Regions from separate parts of the Mus musculus genome. Here region 2 is linked to region 1. Evidence: chromatin contacts called from ENCODE Hi-C data. All regions are on one chromosome and are shown on one strand. Each heading gives the region's core, a stretch centred on a gene start or an enhancer-like site at or near the end of the contact. The rest is flanking DNA. Distances are from core to core; before and after follow the strand shown.

Evidence for each region. Hi-C counts contacts between places; a loop is a spot of excess contacts on that map.
Region 2: a map of regulatory T cell shows a loop between it and region 1 (2.1-fold over the local background). The contact joins the promoter of Rapgef3os2 here to the enhancer-like site in region 1. A Hi-C loop is called at or near these places in 1 of 37 maps with a recorded cell type or tissue (regulatory T cell).

Annotation. Positions count from the first base shown.
Region 1 is chr15:97,662,524-97,665,853 of GRCm38, reverse strand. No RefSeq gene overlaps it. Among named protein-coding and RNA genes, the nearest start is that of Rpap3, 42 kb to the left of the region's middle. Within about 2 kb of position 1,575, at least 3 of the 3 ENCODE cell types and tissues checked have a DNase peak (open chromatin) inside an H3K27ac peak, as active enhancers do.
Region 2 is chr15:97,760,266-97,763,516 of GRCm38, reverse strand. Rapgef3os2 (a long non-coding RNA gene) reads right to left here and starts at 1,939. Exons shown (of 3, transcript XR_384421.2): 1 at 1,673-1,939. It overlaps Rapgef3 (Rap guanine nucleotide exchange factor (GEF) 3), which reads left to right. Exons shown (of 28, transcript NM_001177810.1): 3 at 1,785-1,838; 4 at 1,936-2,042; 5 at 2,288-2,409; 6 at 2,770-2,938.

The sequences.
Region 1 (3,330 bases), core at 326-2,825:
CCCATGTATTCCACATCGTCTCTCAGAGCGTGATTTGTCACTGCACGTCGAGGCACCAGGAGAAAGCTATCACGAATTAACTTTTCAGCACACTAACTGTTAATCAGAGAATTTGTTACAGGTCAATGAAACTAATTGACAACGACCCAAACTCAGGACTAAGGTTTTCATACTATAGTGATAGACACTGGGATTTAATTACACTCTCCTTTACATGTGCTATTATGAAACCAAAGAGTCTTAATTTCGTTAATTAAATTACACTTCATAGATCTGGTGATGATTTGAGTAAATCCAGAACTGCGCCCTTTAAACAGCTGCACTGTTAGCTTCTGGCCAGGAGGTGGCGCTGTGCTTTTCATTTAAGCCCATCGTGACGTTTCAAGCTGGTTGGTTTACCCCATAAACTCTTAAGTACATAGGTGGTACATTGTGAACTTCATCACACGACTGTCCATTGACATTACCCTACATTAAAACGTTAGAAAAAGTGAGTTATAGTAATGGGGTCATATACATTCATAAAAGGGATCTAATGAACACAACATGGTACTCGATGGTTGGGCACCAAAATAGAAACTTAAAAAGACACCACTGCTTAAAACCACAACGCTCACAAAACCAAAACTGCGTCGAAAGAATTATGTTTTGACTGGATCCAGAGTTCTTGACTGACAGCCTTCCTTTTCAATGCTGGGGGGAAAAATGTCAGCGCCACCCTTTGCACCGCGGTGGCTAATGAGAAAAAGCTCTTGCTGGTCCCCTATGGGTGATCCTAGGAGCTTTCTTGCAATGCACACAATTGGTGTTTCTAGTTTGCTGGCGGCCTTTGTAGCTGTTTGGTATGTGAGAAAAACACTAAGCTCGGGGAATTCACACTGTATTCCTCATATCCCAAGGTCCCCGGACAGTCTGTCTGCTTTTGTTTGTTTGGTTTGTTTTTTTGGTTTTTTGTTGTTGTTGTTGTTTGTTTTGTTTTTTTGAGACAGGGTTTCTCTGAATAGGCCTGGCTGTGTAGACCAGGCTGGCCTTGAACTCAGAAATCTGCCTGCCTCTGCCTCCCAAGTGCTGGGATTAAAGGCGTGTGCCACCACTGCCCAGCTACAGTCTTTCTTCTTTTCTCTACTTTACTAGCAGCTTTTTTCCTCCCACTCATCCTTGTCCCCCTCTTCTTCCTCTTCTTCCTCCTGCTCCTCCTCCTTCTTTTGAGACAGGGTCTCATTATGTAGCCGAGGCTATTCTGGAACTCCTTCTGTAGACCAGGTTGGCCTCCAACTAAGTGATCTGCCTGCCTCTGCCTCCCGAGTACTGGAACTAAAGGTGTAAGCCATTGCACCAGGCGTTTAGAATTGTCTTTTAGAATGATCTGTACACGACGTCCTTTCAGTTGTAATTAGCAGTGGAAATATGCAAAACTGCACTGGCTTTTAATCATTTTAAAAATATCTTCTGTACTTAATTCTTAATCTCACCCGGAAATTTCTGGTGTGAGATTAAGACCTCCTTGCCCAACATCCCTGTGCCCACAAGGGGGCAGCAAGGGGCAGAAGCTTCTGGGTGAGATTTAGTGCATGGTAATCTATCTTTAACAGATTATTGTTTGGGTCCCTTCTACACGATTCTGTGGAGTCTCGAAGGCTGGCTCTGGGAAATGTTACAGTTTGAATGTGAAACATCTCCTGCAAGCTCGTGTTTCGGGACATTTGGTCTCCATCTGGTGGCGCTGTTTCGGGAGGCTGTGTAATCTGGACGCTGCACCTAGCTGACAGGCGAAAGGTCTTGAGGGTTATCAGCCAGCTGTTCCTGGCTGACGCCATGGAGCACGCATCTGCCCGAGGCTCCCGCTGCCAGGCTGTGAACGCTGCCACAGTGGGCAGTGTCCTCGCGAGAGAAATCCTTCCTTCTCTAAATTGCTTCTGCCGGGTAGCATCACAGCAACTAGGAAGGCGAAAATACAGAAAGACGGAGCCCTTGAGAGCTGCCTTGCTCCTTCTGTACCACAAGGGGGCAGTAAGAAGGCACCATGTGAGGAAACAGGCTCTCACCAGACACTGAATCTTCCAGGACTTCCCCACCTGTGGTTTTCAGCCTGAATGGGTAGAGATCTAGAGATAGTCATCCCCGTCCTTGGTGCAATAGCCCCCAGGCCACCCCTCTCCCAAGTCCTCATAGTTCCCTCTCTGAAGCTCACTTAGTTCCCAGCCCTTTGCTGTACCAACGAGGTAAAGTCTACAGTCAACATCTCCCTAGTCTGCTATTTGTTCTCTTTGCTTCTAGTCCCTATAAGCCGTTCTCTATCGCAAAGGTAAAAGTAAAAATGTTTATTATTAATGTATACGTGAGAGAGAGAGAGAGAGAGAGAGAGAGAGAGAGAGAGAGAGAGAGAGAATGACAGGTGTGGTTATAGGATAACTCCATGGAGTTGGTGCCCCACATCTAGGGACAGAAAGAACTCAGTTTATCTTCATGGCAAGCATCTTTTTACCCACGTCAGCCACCAAACTTCTAAAAGCACAAGTCAGTTCTTGCCACTGCTGGATTAAGAGTTGGAAAGTTAGGTGCGTGTGGTGGCACAGGGCCTTTTTAGTCCCAGCACTCAGGAGGCAGAGGCAGGCAGATCTCTGAGTGCGAGGCTAGCCTGGTCTAGAGGGAGTTCCAGAACAGCCAGGATTACACAGAGAAACCCTTTCAAAAAATACATAGCAAAAAAGAGAAAATAAAAGAATCTGTAAGTGGTATGTCATTGCACTTTTAATAAAATATAACATCTTTTTAAAAAATTTTAAATATTAATTAAAATTTTTGTATATGAGAGTTTTGCCTCTATGTATGTATGTATGTATGTGTATGTATATATGCATGTATGCATGTGTGTATGTGTGTATGTGTGTATGTATGTGTGTATGTATGTATGTGTGTATGCATGTATATATGTGTGTATGCATGCATGTATGTATGTGCGTATGCATGTATATGTATGTGTGTATGTGTGTATATGTATGTGTGTATGCATGCATGTGTGTGTATGTATGTGTGTATGCGTGTATATGTATGTGTGTATGCATGCATGCATGTGTGTGTATGTATGTGTGTATGCGTGTATATGTATGTGTGTATGCATGTATGTATGCATGTGTGTATGCATGTATGTATATATGTGTGTATGCGTGTATATGTATGTGTGTATGCATGTATGTATGTGTGTATGCATGTATGTATATATGTGTGTGTGCGTGTATATGTATGTGTGTATGCATGCATGCATGTGTGTGTATGTATGTGTGTATGCGTGTATATGTATGTGTGTATGCATGTATGTATGCATGTGTG
Region 2 (3,251 bases), core at 690-3,189, 97 kb before region 1:
GGTCATGTGGCTTCCCGGGTCAGGATAATTCCAGGAAGGGGTCAGTTGGTAGTGTGCTCACTTAACATGCATGGAGCCCTGGGTACTGATCAAAGGGTCAAGGTCATCCTCAGATACTTAGTGACGTTAGCCTGGACTGCAGGAGACCTTGCACCTGCCCCCCCGCCCCCCCCCCCAAAAAGAAAATAAAGTAACTGAAGAGATGGCTCTGTGCATAAGAACATTTGCTGAATTTATAGAAGGCTTGAGTTTGACCCCCAGCAACAGTGTCATAGCTACCTGTAACTCCAGTTCCAGGGAATCTAACCCTCATCTATCTTCTATGTGCACACACAAAATCTAACAACAATAGTAACCGAGTCCAGCTAGAGCCCGGGCTGTGGGCGCCACAGGGAGCTGGGACAGGAGCTAGGTTGACTTGGGCATTTTGATACAAATAACAAGAAGTCATTAGCACTCGGGCACTGTTTGTTCCAACATAGGGCCTGGCTGGATACATTCCTGCTCTGCCTCCCTTTCTGGCTCCTCCTCCTCCTCATTTCCTGTCCTTAAGTCTCTAGGGCTGTGTGTCTGGCACCGGCCTGGGCTCGTGACCCGGACAGAGATACCCTTGGGACACCCAGTGACTTCCACCCCATGCTGGGCTAGGCACTCACGTCAGACCTCGGGTCTCTGCTTGGGTAGAGGGAAAAGATGCCTCTGCTCGGATCTGCGTCTCAGAGAAAGGTCTTGGATCCCACAGCCCCAGCCAGCACTTCTCCTTGAGTGTAGGGAGGTGTGGTGGGCAGAATGGATGGAAATGAGACCGCCTTGGGTGGGAGCTCCAATTTACCCACACCTGGTTGACAATCCTGCGCCTGCGTGGTTATGTTATGCAGGGCGCTTGAATTCACATCCAGTCTTGTTTCCCTGAAAGTCGTGAGGGAACACATCATGTCTGCCTAGCACACCTAGGATGTGGGGGTGTCAGGAAGGTGGATATGCTCTGAGCTGGAAAGGATGCCTTGAGAGGGCTTGTAGAGAACAGAGCAGCCTGCCGGAAGCTGGGCATAGGCTCTCCATTTTCAGATGGATGGACAAGAGGGCTGTGAGGGCCTTCATGGCTGTTCGGCAGGGCACTTTTGCCTTGGAGCCCCTAATGGAAACATTGTTACCAAGAGCATCAGTAGGCAATGTTTCTATGGTAAGCCAGTTCCGGGCTACCAAGGCCTTCCCTACCCTTACAGGGCTGTGGCTTGCAGTATCTGCTAGAGAGAAACAAGCCTGTCAGCCACGGCCACACCTCTGCCTTTTTAAAGAGTAAAAGCTAATATGTGCACAACCATACACCAGGCAGTGGTTAAACACGCACTCTGTGCCGGCTCGTGGGGGCCCTCCAAAAGCTCGAGAGTTTCGCTCATTTACGCTTTAGAGATTCTGTACATAGAGCTTTAGTCCAGACCCTGTGGTTGGGCACAGATCTGAGCCTGAGGTCAGCCTGTAGACCCTGCCGGAAGCTGGTGTTCCCAGGCCTCCTAAGGTGTTCATGCCCTGGCCTCTCCTGAATCTTGTAGCACATCTTCTAACTTCCTTTAGCTCCACCCCCGACCAGCTACAAACGGGGCCTGTTTGCCTAGCAGCCTGAGTACGTGTGGGCCCTGGCTGCGCAGAATAGAAATCTTGGGGTTCTCACCTGCCGCACACTGGTGTGGGAAAAGGTATCTTCTGAGAGGGGCAGGGAGGGGTCCTACTCCGTGAGTCCGAAGAGCCCCCACTGACCTGCAAACTCTTCGTACTGTCCTCAGACACCACTTACCAACAGCGAGGACTCCCTGGATTTCAGAGTGAGTCTGGAGCAGGTATGAGCTGAGGAAGGCAGAGTTGGGAGGGGCTATGGGCTGCAGGGGGCGGTGTTCAGGGTCAAAGTCTGTGGTCCCCTTCCCCGCTTCGTCCCAGGCCACCACAGAGCATGTGCACAAGGCAGGGAAGCTCCTGCACCGCCATCTCTTGGCCACGTACCCTACCCTCATCCGAGACAGAAAATACCATCTGCGACTATATCGGTGAGTGGTGAGTTGGGGTCCGGCCTGCCTTCTTCCCTTTCCTTCTCTCCGGCAAGCATCTGGGCCCAGCCCTGCTTTAAAAAGGGGTGCGGGGGGGTGGGCTGGGGAGTGGGGGTTTAGGGAGTGGTGGGTGGTGGGAGTGGGGGGTGTAGAAGAGCTGTACGTGGGCCTGGATGGGTGGTGCCTTTGGATAGAGTTCCACATCCTCCCACTTTGATTCTCTGACCCCCTGCCATTCCCCACAGGCATTGCTGCTCTGGCCGGGAGCTAGTGGATGGGATCTTGGCTCTGGGGCTTGGGGTCCACTCACGGAGCCAAGCCGTGGGCATCTGCCAAGTGTTGCTGGATGAGGGTGCCCTTTGTCATGGTGAGCTGAACTCTGATTGGGCACTAGGACTGGGTGGGGGGTAGGGAGACCCGACCTGGGGAGTGGACTCTGGTGGGAGCTGTGGAGAGGTTTAAGGCAAGTGGTTCACCACCTCCCTAAGGCTGAGACCCCTTGTGTTGTGGTGACCCCAACCATAAAATTATTTTGTTGCTACTTCATAACTATAATCCTGCTACTCTTATGGATCATAATATAATTATCTGATATGTGATTTCCCCCAAAGGGGTATCGATACACAGTTTGAGAACCGCTGGATTAAGGCATTCTGATATTGCTAGAATTAAGTCCAATCAACACCTCACCTGATTTTCTTTTCTCTGCCATATCTTGGCTCCCCAGTAAAACATGACTGGACCTTCCAGGACCGAGATGCCCAATTCTACAGGTTCCCTGGACCGGAGCCCGAGCCTACAGGAACTCAAGATGTGGAAGAGGAGCTTGTTGAGGCTATGGCCCTCCTGTCCCAGCGAGGGCCTGATGCCCTACTCACCGTGGCGCTCCGGAAGCCGTGAGTGAAGAGCCTGCTTCTGCTCCCATTCCCACATGGCCTTCAGTTCAGATTCCATAGACTCTCTGATTCATCTTGGGGAAAGGACCTAGGCAGTAGAGGCTCAGCCCCCACATCCCAGACCATCTCTCCTATTCCTGAGGGTGTAGGGCCAGAGGATCTAAAGGCCCTACCCACTGGCAGAGGATGTGGATTTTGGACAGAAAGAGGTCAGGATTCAAAGTCTAGTCCAACCAGCTAGCTACTCACTGGGTGACTTGGGCCTCTCCAGCCAGCTTCCTTCCTCTTCTGTCAAGTGAGGATCACCATGCTC